3 separate regions of the Homo sapiens genome follow, and regions 2 and 3 are each linked to region 1. Evidence: chromatin loops called from intact Hi-C (ENCODE). Cell type or tissue: heart right ventricle. All regions are shown on one strand. Each heading gives the region's core, and the rest is flanking DNA. Links, peaks and the distances in the headings are about the cores only. Region 1 overlaps ASTN2 (astrotactin 2). Region 2 overlaps ASTN2 (astrotactin 2). Region 3 overlaps ASTN2 (astrotactin 2).

Evidence for each region. A loop is a pair of places that touch in the nucleus more often than their neighbours do. Peaks named below come from ENCODE experiments on the same cell type or tissue, not always from the same donor. Only the 100,000 strongest peaks of a DNase experiment are listed, where the experiment ranks them.
Region 2: a loop joins it to region 1, with 3 times the contacts of the local background. A loop is called at or near these places in 39 of 110 quality-filtered maps.
Region 3: it touches region 1 in a loop (2.1-fold over the local background); 21 of 110 quality-filtered maps call a loop at or near these places.

What each region holds. Positions count from the first base shown.
Region 1 is chr9:116,644,828-116,650,236 of GRCh38, reverse strand. The region is part of intron 17 of ASTN2 (astrotactin 2); the gene reads left to right. Among named protein-coding and RNA genes, the nearest start is that of TRIM32, 40 kb to the left of the region's middle. In heart right ventricle, for the core only: a CTCF peak has its summit at 2,823 (motif pointing right); a DNase peak (open chromatin) is centred at 2,606; H3K27ac peaks cover 462 bases.
Region 2 is chr9:116,569,691-116,575,099 of GRCh38, reverse strand. All of the region lies in intron 19 of ASTN2 (astrotactin 2), which reads left to right. It overlaps LOC107987014 (a long non-coding RNA gene), which reads right to left. Exons shown (of 3, transcript NR_171890.1): 3 at 5,170-5,409. Among named protein-coding and RNA genes, the nearest start is that of ASTN2-AS1, 68 kb to the right of the region's middle. In heart right ventricle, for the core only: a CTCF peak has its summit at 2,755 (motif pointing right); a DNase peak (open chromatin) is centred at 2,809; H3K27ac peaks cover 1,135 bases.
Region 3 is chr9:116,492,260-116,497,668 of GRCh38, reverse strand. The region is part of intron 19 of ASTN2 (astrotactin 2); the gene reads left to right. Among named protein-coding and RNA genes, the nearest start is that of ASTN2-AS1, 9.3 kb to the left of the region's middle. In heart right ventricle, for the core only: CTCF peaks have their summits at 300 and 2,446 (motif pointing right); DNase peaks (open chromatin) are centred at 408 and 2,434.

The DNA.
Region 1 (5,409 bases), core at 70-5,069:
ACTATTTCAATGAGGCAGAGGAAGGGAGATAAAGCATCTCCCATTTGATCCCCACTCCTCCTTCTACAACACCTCCCAGACAGCCCTGGGCCTCCACTGGTAGACCACTGACTAAGTCTAGTAGAACTCTATGAATCCCGTGCCCCTCCCACAGCATACTTCTTGGCTAAGTGCTGGAGGGTGTTGAGTGCTCATACAGAGCTTCATAGAGGAAAGAGAAGGCATGGGAGAAAGGAGGTAGGGAAAGTGTCAGGTAGATGACCTAAGGAAGAAAAGAACATTGTTTGTACAAAGACCAAAAGAAATGCCTCATGACTAAGACCAAGGACGGAGGGAGAAACAAAATGAATCCTGATCATTTCCACAATATTGTAAGCCAAATTGTGGAATTTTGACCCTATCCTGTGGGCCATGAGGTGATGATGATGCATGGTTATTGGCAGGAGGCTGATGGGATTAGATTGTGTGGCAGAAGGAGGCCTCTGTAAAAAACCCAAATTCCCATCCATGGGACAGCATTGAAATAAAGCACAGGATATATATTCAATAGAATATACTACAGTAACCAAAATGAATGAGCTGTAGTGATACCTGTCAATATGAAATGAATGAATGTATTATTAACTGAAGAAAGTAAGTCCTAAAGATTTTTTTTTTTTTTTTTGAGACAGTTTTGTTCTTGTTGCCCAGGCTGGAGTGCAATGGCGCGATCTCAGCTCACTGCAACCTCCACCTCCTGGGTTCAAGCGATTCTCCTGCCTCAGCCTCCGGAGTAGCTGGGATTACAGGTACCTGCCACCATGCCCAGCTAATTTTTTGTGTTTTTAGTAGAGATGGGGTTTCACCATGTTGGTCAGGCTGGTCTTGAACTCCTGGCCTCAGGTGATCCACCCACCTCGGCCTCCCAAAGTGCTGGGATTACAGGCAAGAGCCACCATGCCTGGCTCCAAAGATTTTATATGGCACAACACCCTTTCCTCCCTTCTTTAAGTTAAAGCATACCTACACCTCAAATATACTATCTTTTAGGAATAAATACAGATGCAATAAATATGATTTAAAAAGGGAAGCAAGGAAGTGATGAACATAGGAGACAGGATGATGGTGATCTTGAGTCAGGAAAACTAAGGTAATGGCATAAGGAAGCATATGTTACATGTAAGTACTCAAGTTCCTAGCTGGTGTTTTTTTGTTTGTTTGTTTGAGACTGAGTCTCACTCTGTCTCCCAGGCTAGGGTGCAGTGGCGCAATCTTGGCTCACTGCAACCTCCGCCTCCTGGGTTCAAACAATTCTTCTGCCTCAGCCTCCTGAGTAGCTGGGATTACAGGCGTCCACCACCATGCCTGGCTAATTTTTGTATTTTTAGTAGAGACAAGGTTTCAACATGTTGGCCAGGCTGGTCTCGAACTTCTGACCTGAAGCAATCTGCTCGCCTCAGCCTCCCAAAGTGCTGGAATTACAGGTGTAAGCCACTGCGCCCAGCTCCTAGCTGGTGTTTTTGGTGGTAGATTAGTGAGAGTTCATTAAAGTTTAAAAAGTTTATTAAAACTAACTAGCTAACTGAACAAATAAATAAAGCCTACCCATGCATGGCTCAACAATGAGCTTCAGTCCTAAACTGAACACTGCAAATAATCTAACTCTGTGCATCAGAGGTCCCCAAACTAACACCAACAATAAAATACATATGTGTATGTCTCCACACCTCCAGCTGCAGGGTCAGGATAGACTGTGAGAATGTAAGAGTAGAATCAAGGAGATCCATGAGGAGGCTATTGCAGATTCCAATAAATAACAAGAACAGGCCCAGGGCCAGTGGTTCACGCCTGTAATCCCAGCACTTTGGGAGCCTGAGGTGAGAGGATAGCTTGAGCCCAGTGGGTTCAAGACCAGCCTGGGCAATATAGGGAGACCACCATTTCTGAAAGAAAAATTAGGCCAAGTGCGGTGACTCACACCTGTAATCTTAGCACTTTGGGAGGCCGAGACGGGCTGATCATGAGGTCAGGAGTTCAAGACCAGCTTGTACAACATGGTGAAACCCCATCTCTACTAAAAATACAAAACTTAGTTGGGTGTGGTGGCATGCACCTATAATCCCAGCTACTCAGGAGGCTGAGGCAGGAGAATCGCTTGAACCCGAGAGGCAGTGGTTCCAGTGAGCCAAGATCGCACCATTGCACTCCAGTCTGGGCAACAGAGCAAGACTCTGTCTCAAAAAAAAAAAAAAGAAAAGAAAAAATTGGCCTGGTGTGGTGGTGCACACCTGTCATCCAGCTACTCTGGAGGCTGAGGTGGGAGGATCGCTTGAGCGCATCAAGCGCTCAAGGAGGAGGTCAAGGCTTCAGTGAGCTGTGATTGTGTCACTGCACTTCAACCTGGGTAACAGAATGAGACACTGTCTCCAAAACATAAATAAATAAAAATACCTAGTGGTTCGACTAGTGTTGTATCAGTGAGGATGTAGTTTTGTTTAACTGGCCTTCTGGGACTTGGTGAATGAGCCTGTGAATATCCCTGTTTACTGCTCTGTGAACTCGCTCCAGTGACGGCCTTTCTGGGCCACACTGTCCTCATCTGCAATGTGGCACACTACAAGCCAAGCCACGGGACTTTTGCAATGTGTTCTTGGCACATGCATAGCAATAGATAGGCTGGTGGTGCCTTTCCTGTTTGTGCAGGAGCCAGATTCCCCTATGTCTGGATTCCATGCCAGGTTCCCTCAGCATCATTGAAATATTCAACTTATTGGAAATCCAGTGAGGTCTTTCTGAGGCTAATTAGTGGTGTGTGATCAGAGAATCCCAAGAGTGTGAAAGTGGTCACTAGATGTCACTGTTCTCCTTGCAGGAGACCTGTAGAGCTGGAAGTGCTAGTCATTCATTCATTAAGTATCTTTGAGCCCCCACTGTATGCTAAGACTGCGTTATACCCTGAAGAGTGAACAGTATGACAAGTGGATATGGTCTTTATCTTTACGGAGTTCACAGACTTATGGAGAAGACAGATATTAATGAAACAATCACACTAATAAGTAGAGTCAAGACTGTATAGAGTACTAGGCTGGTGGATTGCAAGCGTGTATTAAGGGGCCTTACGCAGTCAGAGAAGGCTTTCCTGAGAAAGTGACATGTAAAGTGAGCTTTTGGGGGCCAAGTGCATAAAATGAATATGGAAGACTGAGGTTTCAGAAAGGAAGAGGAGAATGAGAACATTGCTGGTAGAATGCCCAACTTCTGCAAACACCTGAAGAATGAGCAAATGTGACCCATTTCAGGAAGAGAATGAAAACCAGTGTGGCTGGAGCTGAGACTGGGAGAAAACTCCATGGACAATGCTGAAGAGAAGTCAGGCAGAACTGTACAACATGTGGTGAGGAGTTTAGCCCCAGGGCAATGGGGAAGCCAGGAGAAGTTAGAGCAAACAGACAGGCATGGGCACTATCTTCTCACTTCTACTCTCTTTTCCTCTTAGTGATCCTTGCAAAGAAATGTTAGAGCTGAAAGACTGTAGGCGGCTTCCTCCAAGTCTCCAGTTTCTTCTTTCCCTCCCCAAACACAAATGAAAGGCCTGTTTAAAGTGTCATGACAGCCTAAGGGATGGAGTGCCTTAGACATTTCCAAAGGAGCCAGGTTGCAGTGGGAATGAGTGGGATAGACCCACTGCAGGTCTGGAAATGATCCTGGAGGAAGGGAATATGGCCACAAAACAACGCTGGTGGGAAGAAAAAGCAGCTACTCTCGTTTTGTTTATCATTTTTTCTCCAACTCTGCCACTAACTCCCATCACCCTTCCTCCCATGACTTTTCCATCTTTCTATCATCTCTACAGGCCACATGGATACAAGAAAACACTTCAGAGCCCTGACCTATAGTTGAGGGGCCTGGGCTTTCACACTGAGACATAGCAGGTCATAGCAAGTTCTTTTCTCTTTCTGGGACTTTCTTTTCCTACTTCAAAAAACAAAGAACAAAACAGAACAAAACAAAAATTAAAAAACAGATAAGTGGAGTCAGTTTCTTTCTGAGTTTCCTACAAGACACTTTATTTACATGGAAGCAGATAGTACAGGTTCTTTGCTCTACCGGCTTGGGTTTGGATGTTTCCTCAATCCCCATTCACTATGTGATGCTGAATGGTGTCTTCATACCTCAGTTTCCACACTTGTAAAATGTGGTCTCACAATCCCTACTTCATGGGAATCAAAAGAGATAATGAATGCATAATGTCCAAGAAGAAATCACTTAACAGACGAATGTTATCTATGATAGTGATAAGAATATGTTTATTTAAAATGGCTCTTTTCTTTTTCTATGTTTCCTTTGGTAACTCCTCTTCTAGATAGTACTTGAAAACTTTGCTGGTACCTAAAGTGCTAGGGACATGACATTTTAGAATAGGATTCATATTTTGTATGGGAGAGGCCATTGGCTAACCCAAAAGGGCACTTTACAAATGGAGGGATCTCAGGGGCATTTTCTCACTTTATAAACATTGCTGGAACTTGTATTCTGTTGGCAATGAATATCATAGCTCATTCTAATGCAGAGTGGAAGTTCCTCTGTATGAGAACTCCCTACCCCTGGAGTAGAGGCTCTGAGTAAAATCCTGAACCCCATTTTATGGCACAGTTAGGGACTAACAGAGAGAGGATATGACATGCCTGAGGTTTGTGGGGTATTTTTGTCCTCTGATTCTGGACCAAGGTATTCTCGATGGCCTTGGGGACCATTGGACCCTAGCTCCTTGGGTAGTTGGGGTCTCCTTAGGTACATTCCAGTGAATGCATGGGAAAAGATGATGCCTTCTGCCTAAGCTGGAAACGAGCCCTTGATTATACCTTGTGCTGTTGTTTTGAACAAGAGAAGCAGGGAAAAACTCTTTATGAAGAATAATTTGATTAATGCATAAATCTCCTCCCTCCACCTGTTAAATGGCTCTTACACAGCCCAAAGCCACAGAGCTTGGCTCAGCACAACTGGTGCTTAAATGTACAAGACTTTGTGTGGTTGTTAACTTAGCTCCTGGGTGAAAGAGAGTCTTCCAAGTGGAGGAGGCAGAGGAGTGGCATACTAAAGAGCCAGACAGAGTTGGATTTGAATCCCTTCTCTGCCATTTACTGTCTATGTGATCTGACTTTTACTTATTTGTAAAGTAGGCAATCTAGTATTTATCCCTTTTCATCTCAGGGTTGGGAGTTTTCTTTGGGAAAACTAGAAAACGGAGACACTAGGAATCTGAACTAGGCTCTGTCCTTGATTATTATATGACATTGGACATGCTTCTACTGTCTAGGTCTCCATTTCTTTATCTGTATGATGAGAAAAGCAGGCTAACTTCATCCAAGGTCCCCTTTGGCACTGTGATAAGGTCAGCTCTAACTTCTACCCAGAATATAAAGCAAATCT
Region 2 (5,409 bases), core at 117-5,116, 75 kb after region 1:
ACAAGGTAGGACTTGAATGAAACGAAGAAAGAAGGGTGTTCTAATTGCAAGTACAAAAGTCTGAAGGTTGTAGCTTGTGAATCATGCACAAGGACAAGAGACACCAAGACAAATGTAGGTTAGTTGGTATGGATGCTGAAGGGAGTAAGGATAGAGTCTTAACTTGAAATCTGCTGTACATTGTCTTTCATTGAATGCCAGGCTGCTGCACTTGATTTTGAGCCCGTACCAGTTGGAGGGTTACTGAAGTTTAATGTGCAAAGGAATAACATCATGGGGTCTGTGCTACAGATAAAATAGCAGAGATGTTGCCCTGATACATCTGATGAAACTGGGACTTCTGCACGTTGGCTTTGCTACCTGCAAAGGGGGAGGTGGTCCACACACAGTCGGTAGAAACGGGCAAGCATTTTACCATTGGCCTTGACTTATTGAAAGGAGAAAAGGCCAATCTCTTTTTCAAGAGGAAACTAGATTTGTTGTCTTTCTCTGCCTTCCCAACAGACTAAATCCAGGCACATGTTCACAAGCACCTTCCACTGGGATCAGTGAGCTGTTTATTCAGCTTATCTCAAATGCAGGCAGCTTTCTCTTTGCATAGCTGCAATAAGCTCACCCTCAGGGCTTAGAACACAATTGAAGTGGGGTTGGGTGGAGTGGGAGACAGAAAGGGAACAGTTATGAGCAGGTCTGGGGCCTGGCACTGGCCTTTGAGTATACTGCTCACTATCTTTTAAAAAGTGATTCCTGTAGCCAAAAAAGGCCACATTTCCTACCTTTTTCCTTCTTACTTAAGGCTTGGCAAGTTAGGACCCATGGGCTGGCTGTCTGTTTTGTAGATAAAGTTTTATTGGAACACAGCCATGTCCTTTTATTTACATATTATCTATGGCTGTTTTCACACTACATGGCAATGTCAAGCACTTGCAACAGAGACTGTGTGGCTCACAAGGCAGAAAATATTTACTACCAGCTACTTCATATTTAAAAGTTGCTGACCTTTGATCTAACTAAGCTTCCTCTATCCTTCAAAGCATAGCTAAAATTCACTTCCCCTGGGAAGTTTTCCCCGATTCTCCCAGGTCTCACTCAGTCCTCTCACCTTGGATGTACAATGCCACTTCTTGTCCACATTTTTTATACCATGTTTCTCTTTTTTATATGATTTTAAAAACAATTCTAAGTACAACGTATGGCTTTGGGGACAACTGCCACATTTTATACTTTCTATAAAATCATACTCACAGGAGTTGGCAAAGTGGAAGTTGTATATGGTTTATAGAGAGGTGCCTGGTATTGAGTGTTGCTGTCACTGACCAATGCCATAACTTGGGACAAACCACTTCACTTCTCTGAGTCTCTCTTCTCATCTGTCATTTAACATGATAACATAGTACCTACCTGTGTAGGTTAGTACAAGATCCAAAGAGATTAACTAAAACAAACACACAAAAGCAAAAGCAAACAAACAAAAAACATGATTCTTGTAGTAAATAGTTATTTAATAATAACTGAATTATGCTACTTGGGGTCTTGCTTTGCCCATGTGTAAATTTAGAATTTTGTCCCATAACATTCTGGAAAAAAAATCCATTATTCATATCTTTTGTGAAATGCTGAGTACAGTCTCCTCCTTTCTTAGAAATTCATAAGACATTATCATATTAAAGGCTCTGAGATATCCCATGAGAAAAAAAATCTGTTTAACTTTATTTAATCCTGTATTTTTCAAATTTATTTGGCCACACCTTCAAATAACTATTAATGTCTCATGGGAGGTAATGTTCTGAAGAACACACTTTCGACCAATTGGGCCAAGTGGTCTTTTGGTTCACCTGGAGCTGTCATCCTGAGTTAAAGAATAGCCATTGCTTATCAGAGCCTCTTCTTTAATCACCAGCACAAGGAATGCAATGAAAACTCATGTTTTTGCATAAAATGGTGCCTTTGGTTGTGTTTCTTCTATAACGCAGGAAATAGTAAATGTGTATATTCTCAAACCCCACGATATTAGCCATGCAGGCTGTTGGATGTTCTGCCTCCTGATGTGTGTGTGTGTATATATGTGTGTGTGTGTGTGTGTGTGCATGTACCCACATGTGTGCACGCATGTACCCACATGTGTGCACACAGCACCTTTCTCTTCCTCTTGAGGCTGTCAGAGTCACGCACCTGGGGCATTACAAGTCCTGGGTACCTCTATAACTATTCCCTTTCTTCTCACAAGAGTGCCTTTGACCTCTTTCTGTTAAATCCCCTAGAAACATTTCAGTCCTCCCTCTTTCTGGAACTGGAACCCTTGGGTCTCCACCTTGGGTCCCTGCTGCAAAGGGGAAATTGGGGTCTTGGGAAATTATTCCCAAGGGAAAGCGTGAAGTCATTGGGTAAGCATAGATTTGAGATTCTGACTTCCTCAAACATAAATTGGGAATAGCTGACCCTTTCACCAGTGAGGGCTAGCACACATTTTGTTGGCTTATGCCCATGGGGCTGAGACCCAAGTAGGCGGTCAGGGAAGCCTTCCTCACCATCTGCTTAAGACGCATCTGCCGAATACTCAGTATCTCAGTGCACTTATTCACACCCTCTTTCATTCTCCAAAACATCTCGCTTTCAACGGCAAATTATAGGCGACCCTACCCATTCCTCTCCTAAAGTCCCTTATTAAGAAGGCTGGAAGTCTCAGGGGTGAGCAGCAAGGGAAAGAGGAAGTCTGTTTCCAGTGGTGTTCATGGCCCATACAGCCAACAGAGGGCGCTCCCACACCACGCAACACTGGGGTCCAAGGATCCAGGCAGGCCCTGGGGAAGGCGGCCAGCTGACCTTTCTCCAGGCTGTTCTTGGGTTGCCAGAGCAGCGGAGGTGTCAGCTGAGAGTGGTCACAGCCTGGGGAGGAGAAGGCAGGGAGAGAGGCTGGGGCACCCGAAGGGGAGGAGGAGCTGGCAGGGAAAACACACAGACACATTTCACAGAGGCAGAGACACAGGGGAACACACAGAATATGCAGTTGTACCTACAAACAACAAATGCAACATACCCCACACAGACACAGCATGCAGCCAGGGGATTTAGAGAAATCATATAGGGTGCAGACTCACAAATGAATGCAATCCATCCCATACAGGTATACACAATGCAGTCACCTCAGCCAGCTAAACAAAAACAAAGGCAACACACAGATACCAACACATATAAACATGCATGTGAGCACATCACCCAACAGGGACATTCAAGCTATGTGCAGCCAACGAAAGGCAGATAACAAAGAGACACGGTCACACACACACGGGAAGCACACAGACACATACAGTAGATCCACAACACATACAAAGTTACACACCATGGGGATAGCATGCCACGCACAGACAACACACAGCTTGTACTCAACACATGACAGATGCCTCAAGAGGCGTATCATAGATAAACAGCACAGGCACACAGATGCGTAAACATAGCCACCTTCCCACAGGCATACTGTAAAGATATACATACCGTGTGCCACATGGATCCACCCAGCACAAACAGACACAGACACATTAGATGGCATCCACTCACGTAGCACCCACAGCACAGCACACACCAAATACTCACACTCACCGTATGGACATAACTCCACATGGATCAAAAGCACTTGTAATTCAGTAAATGTTTCTAAAAGAGAAAAGAGGGAGAGGCCAGAAATAGGGAAAGAGAAAGGGTTGTGAAAGATGGAAAAAGAGACAGAATAGAAGAAAAGTGAGAAGACCCAGGGAAGGAGGGCTGGAGTCCAGATTGAGTGCTCAGCTTGGTCTCTTTCCCCTCTCTGCCTCGGTCATGATAGCAAAGAACAAGGTGATTTCAGGTGGCTCCCTTGGGGAAACCACATAGACTTGATGGCTACAGTAGGAGCTGATGGTGCCCCAGGGAGAGGAAACCACCAGCGTGGGGCCAGGGATTGTGCCTCAGTCTCATCTGGGGCAGTGGCACCGAATCATATCTGAGTCCTTGCAGCTTCCATTTCATCTCCAGGGAGATCAGCTCCAATCTTCCCCATCTCATTTAATCCTGACCTGTGAGTGTCTTACTGTTCATATCTGACTTTCTCTAGGCAGCAAATGTTGCAAAGAAACAATTACCAAAACTCTCAGGATGTATCTCCTTCTTCCTTTTAAAAATATACCTTTTTTAAAAAATAAAAGGAGAACATGTGAGTGATCCTAACAGAGCTTGTTCTGCCAGAAAAGACAGGACAGGTCAGGATGGTACAGGATTCAGCAAAGGTTGCTTATTATGTAACTAAACAAATAAAACTTACTTGGAATCACAGGATTTTGAGTGAAACAGATTCAGATGAGCACACTTTCTCAAGCAACCATCCTGGCCCAGATCAATGCAGGGTGCTGGGATATAGAAATAACAGACTCAGCCGGGCGCGGTGGCTCACGCCTGTAATCCCAGCACTTTGGGAGGCCAAGGCGGGTGGATCACGAGGTCAGGAGATCAAGACCATCCTGGCTAACACGGTGAAACCCCGTCTGTACTAAAAATACAAAAAAAATTAGCCGGGCATGGTGGCGGGCGCCGGTAGTCCCAGCTACTCGAGAGGCTGAGGCAGGAGAAAGGCATGAACCTGGGAGGCGGAGCTTGCAGTGAGCCGAGATGATGCCACTGCACTCCAGCCTGGAGCCGGGGCGACCGAGTGAGATTCTGTCTCAAAAAAAAAAAGAGACTAAAAGCCCTCATGTTAAAACCTGTAGAACAATAGGTGATAGAGATATAAAATTTAAAACTTATACAATAAGAGAGAAAGGGTTAAGTAAATATATAGGATTTGGTTATTCTTATATTGATAAGGAAAGAAGGGGCAGAATGAACATTAATTGTAAACCCACTATATGAACTGTGCTGGGCACTGTATATCAGTTATCTCAGTTAAAGCTCATAAAACAACTTTGGAAAGTAGAAATTATCAGCTTCATGCTTCAGATAAAGAAAGCAAGGCTAGAAACGTGAAACCACCTGCTCAAGACAACAAAGTTAGGGAGCCCAGATTCGAACCGAGTAATCTGCTTCAAAGCCCCCTGACTTTTCCACCCCATGGTAATAAGCATCTCCAATGACTTTTCACATCTTGAGCAAGAGCCAACAGAAGCAGGAGACAGACAGTCAAAGCAAGGAGACTCTGAATTAGACGGCATGACGGAATACATTAGACTCTCCAACCAGTCAGAGAAACCTTGGGCTATGAACTTGCTGGTCATTTCCCCAAGGCCTTGCATGCTCCAGTTTCTGGGTCTGGAAAGAGGTCTCCACTTAGGTATCAATATGCTGATTCCCAAAGTTCCTGCTGAGGCCCTCTGTCCTTGGGCGGTTCAGCTCTCGGCTCCATCATCACGCAGCCTACCATATGAGCCAGGTGTCAGGGATCTC
Region 3 (5,409 bases), core at 269-5,268, 150 kb after region 1:
AGCCAAATGCATTAGCATCATTTGTCCTCCAGACAGTGGGGATGACGAGGGCTTTTATGGCTCTAATTAATCCAGCAGTAGAAAAAGGAAGGCTTTATAAGCCAAGTGCATATTAATGTTGAGGTTAATACTATTAAATTCAGTATTAATCATAAGTTGCAGGACTCCTTGGTTGGCTGCACGTAAAAGCAGTCCTTGCCGTTCTCCCTTGCAAAACTGTGAGCATCACAGGGAAGAGGTTTTGTTCCTGTGGGTCAGAGCTGTGACCACAGTTGTAGTCCTTTCCCTGGCGCCTAGAGGGTGTTCGATAACTGCTTGTGAACTCTTTGAACAGTGAGGCTAACAAGTTTGTCCTAGACCTCAAGAAGGAAGACAAGTCAGTTGCTCTTTTTACAAACTCCTTAAAGGCAGAGACTGTATCTTTATAGCAGATGCCTCTGGGGCCATGCCATATCCTCTTGGCCCATGGCTATTTCAGCTGCAGCTGTGGTGAGCAGCTCTGTGCACACTCAGGCTCACTTTGTGCTGCCAGTGACCTCAGATGCACACTTGCACTTTCTGCCCCACAGCCTTATGAGAGATTGAAGGAGCTCCCTAGGCCAGTGTGCAAGTACAACTTTAAAAAAGTGTGGGGAAATAACACTCCTGGGTGAAGGACTTGACATGGTTTGGCTGTGTCCCCAACCAAGTCTCATCTTGAATTATAGTTCCCATAATCCCCATGTGTTATGGGAGGGACCCTGGTGGGAGGTAATTGAATCATGGGGGCAGGTTTTACCTGTGCTGTTCTCATGATAGTGAATAATTCTCAGGAGATCTGATGGTTTTATAAAGGACAGTTCCCCTGCACAAGCTCTCTTGCCTGCCACCACGTAAGACGTGCCTTTGCTCCTCCTTTGCTTTCCACCATGATGTTGAGGCCTCCCCAGCCATGTGGAACTGTGAGTTCATTAAACCTCTTTTTCTTATAAATTACCCAGTCTCAGATATGTCTTTAATTGCAGCATGAGAATAGACTAAAACAGGACCCAACCAATGGGAATCAGGAATTGGTAGATAAGTGCCCCATCTCCCCGACTTCCAGCCAAACAGTTCTGGGGGGTATCTTGTTCCCTCCTTAAAAGGGTCTTGCAGAATTAGGTCCCATCATGTACAGTAGCAAACTTGAAGATATACCTTTATATTGACTTTTTCTCTTCCCTGTCTTACTCTGCCCTTTACCCCATACCTGCTCCCTGGAATCACCTCCCAAATAAACCTTCTGCACCCAAGCCATTGTTCTTAAGCTCTGCTTTCCAGGGAATTCAAACGAAAGTGTTCTTTATGCTTGTGCTCCCAGCCATCAGCTCAGTTTGAAGCACACAACAGATACATTCACTCACTATATAAATATTTATGGAAAACCTACTGTGTACAGACACCATTCTAAGTGAACAAATTCTCTTACTCACAGGGTTTACAGCAGGGGATACAGGCAATATATCAATCCATCAATATATGAGAGACAGTGATAAATTTTGTAAAGATAAATGGGTTAAGAGGGTAAAGGGTGATAGTGGATGCTCCTGTAGACTGAGTGGCCAGAGAAGGCCTTTCTGAGCAAGTGACATTTGAGCAAGGATTTGGGAAAGGAGAGGGAGTAAGCCATACAACGACAAGGGGAAGAAGGCTCCATGGAAACCACAGGTGCAAAAGCCCTGTGGTGGGAGTATGTTTGGCATGTTAGAGGAGGAGGAAGAATGTCTGCATGGCTGGAATGCGTGAGTGAGGAAAGGAGCCCAGGAAGTGAGGAAGAAGGGGCCCGAGGAAGCAGGACACTGGAGATACCCCGTGAATTCTTGTTAATTAGTAGTCTTTGTATCCCTCACCCTAGGCAGCGTTTTATGATAGGAAAGGCTCGGGTTTTGGAGTCTGACAGCTTTGAATCTGAATTCCAGCCTTCTTATTTAGATGGAGTATGACTTTGGACTACTTGATTTAGATCTGTGAGCATTATTTTTTCATTTATAAAATGGCAATCATAAAACATACCTCATAGGATTTGTATTTGAGAGGACTCCTGATTGCAAGGAACAGAAAACAAATGGAAAGTTGCAAAAATGCAAAAATACTAACTCATGTATCTGAAATACCCAAGGGTAGATCTAGGCCTCAGACACAACTGGGTCCAGGGCTTCAAATAATGTCATCAGAACTTGGTTGGTGTCTGTACCTGGAGTTAGTCTGATTGATTAAGCCTAGGTCACTTGTCTTTTTGACCTTTGACATGAAATGGCTGGCCATCGATCACATGCCAGTCTCTGAAGGATAAAAGGGGCCTTAGCTCTACCTAAATTGTTTAGACTGAGATTGGGGGAGAGCTGGTTCCCCAAAGGAAAACTCAGGTGCTGTTGGTAGAAAGAGGCATGCCTTTATAGCCAGTCAAACCAACAGGTGTCCACTAGAGGGCAGGCATGAGGATGAGCCTGAAGTCTCAGCACGATGCCTGGCACACAGAAACTCTCAGTAGGTATTTGCTAGATCACTATTCCCTTTTTTTGGAGCCCTTATCTTTACGTCATTTCCTCCTTTCCTGTATTATTTGTGTCCTATTTACTCCTGAAAGGTTATGCAGGAGGCAGCCTGGCTATCCCAAGAGAGAGTTCTAATGCCAGGTGCTGATGTCGAGTAAATAGGAGCAGATCCAGGCTTCAACCACTGAAGTTCAGTTTCACAGGCTTCAGTAAATAGCTTCATCATCAGCCCTATGCTGGACACCAGTAACACAAGGGTGACTGAAACAGAATTCCCACCCCAGGCATCTCGCAGTCTGGAGGGAAATGTGCAGTAGGAAAGGCACAGACTTTGGGTGCTGAATGTCCTGACTTCAGCCTTTACTCTGACATTCCTAGGTAGATTTTTGTGAGAAAGTTATTTACAGATGAAACTGTTTCCTCATCTGCAAAAGCACAATTCACTGAATTCATTAGGTTTTATCGAATTTTAAGCAAGATGGATTGTTTTGAATATTTAACCAAGACAATATAAGTAAAAATGTCTAGCGTTGTTGATGCCATGTAATAAAAGCCAAATAACATTTTTATTTCCCTCTTTTTGCTTCCTTTCTTTCTTTGTTTCTTATTTCATTCCTTCCTTCCATTCAAAATGTCTTCTTTTTGCAAAAAAACAGGAAGGTTTTAGGGAGTTAGATATGATGTAATGCACCTAAAAGCAACTGAGCGTGATAACTAAAAATTTTGCCATCAGACAAATTATTCAGACCTGAGGGAGCAGGGGTGAGGGGGGCACTAACATTTGTAAGCTATTCATGTATCAGACATATTATAAATATTCTCTTACTCAATCCTCACCTGACTCTCTGAAATTGATAGGATCATCTTTTCAGATGAAGAAGCAGTCTCTGAGAGTTTAATCATCCATCTCTACATAATATAGTTCATAAGTGGTAGGTCTGGCTTCAAAACTAGGTGTCATCTGCTCCCCAAAACCCACTCTCTTTCTACTACCTCCTACTGCCATTACAATAAAGGTGAGGATCTCTACACACTGCTTCTTCAGATTTAAAATAACACCATGTTTCAGAAGAAACAAACCAACTGCAGCTGATAGGTATGAGGCCCTTAAAGATGCATTTTGTCCCTGACAAGTTCTCATAATGAATTTCTACAGTTGCCCAAGTAAAGGAAATGCAGAGAGAGCTCTGCTTCTCCCTGGGCACCATGACAAAGAGCATCTGCAGGTTAGAGAGGCCAGGCCCAGAGTGACGACTCCTAAATCCTCTTGGTGTTTCCCGAAAAGAGTGTGGAGCCCTGAGCTGGGGACCTTTCTCCTCACCTGGGCTAAAAAACTTGCCGTCCCCACCCCCACATCCCCCCACTCCCACTGCTCCTTCCATTCTGGAATTTCTTTTCTGCTTTTCTCCCAACCTGTTTTCAATTTGCTCATGTGGCCGGCTTTGACGGTGACCTCAACTCATTCAGAAGCAAGAGGGTGAGGGGAGAAAGAGAGAGAGAGGGGAAACAAGGAGGAGGATTGAGGGACTGCTGAAAGGAGAGGGAGAGGGAATTGAGGAATAGGGGGTGGGGCCTCTAGAAAAATTGATCCATGCTTTGTTGGGTTGATTCTGAAGCTGCAGCAGAATCATGATTAACATTTTCTGTGGAAGGTAATGAGAGCAAGGCTAGAGTCTGAGTGGATAAAGAAATGTGTGGGGGTCTGGCCCCAGCCCACTCGGGTTACAGCCCCAGAAGAGCTGTAATGGGGAACAGGCACATTCCTGTACAGCGACTCCCAACTCCCTATCTGTTTTCAAGGAAAGAAAAACAGGAAAAGAATGTTAGAGACTTGGACGAACTTGGGCGAGGCAGAAGCAGCAGCCTGGGTTCTAGGAGGGTTCTACCATAAGCCCCTAACAAGGTACCAGGGAGGACGGAGCAGAGGCCTCCCAGGTAGAGTGGCCTAGTGAAAGGTGCATGGGGCTCAGATGCAAGACAGTGGGGCTTGATTCTGGATTCTGCCCCTGAGTAGCTGCAAATCCTTGAATTAAGGTGTAGCATTCCCAAGCCTCTGTATTTCTATCAGAGAATACAGCACAGTTCTGGAATTCAAACACTTTAAGCAATAAAACTTTAAAACCAACTTTTATAAACAGTTTTGTAAAAAACTAAATAAAAACATGGACCGCTAGTATATAAAATAGATCAAACTAGAGTTGATCTAGTTGAAGGTTAGTGTGAGTATATGGAAGACTGGCCCCAATCTCTCTCCTGTTAGTGTTCATCCTTGCCCCTGGAGTTCTCTATGTTATAATCTGCAAACCACTGTTAAAATATATGACATATTAGAAATGTACTAAACTCCTATCTCTTGGAGACTTTGTGTCTTTCTCAGAAATTCCAGGCTTAAGAAGATGGCAAGGTGGAACCATGTACCTAGCACAGTGTCTGGTGCGTAGTAATTGCCCAGGGACTGTATATCACATTCATGTTGAATAAAGTGGTCAGAAATTGGGGAGGAAGGGCTCCTGTGTTAGCTTTGAGAGATTTTAAATTCTCAGTGATTTTATCTCATAAGTTGGCTGGTACAAGTTATCTCCGAGACTCCAGGAGTCAAGGCACCAAGTTTTTGTTCCAAATCTCCTCCTGTTGAGTGTATGGGCATGGACCTGTCACTGTCCTTCTCTGATCTTCAGTTTTGTCACCTGTAAAAAGAGAAGCTTGGATGAAAAGATATCTTTAAGAGTCCTTATCTCTACTCTGTTATGTTGAAAACAAGAATAAGAAAAACAAGGCTCTCACAGTGGCTCATGCCTGTAATCCCAGCACTTTGGGAGGCTGAAGCAGGCAGATCACCTGAGGTCAGGAGTTCAAGACCAGAATGGCCAACATGGTGAAACCCTGTCTCTACTAA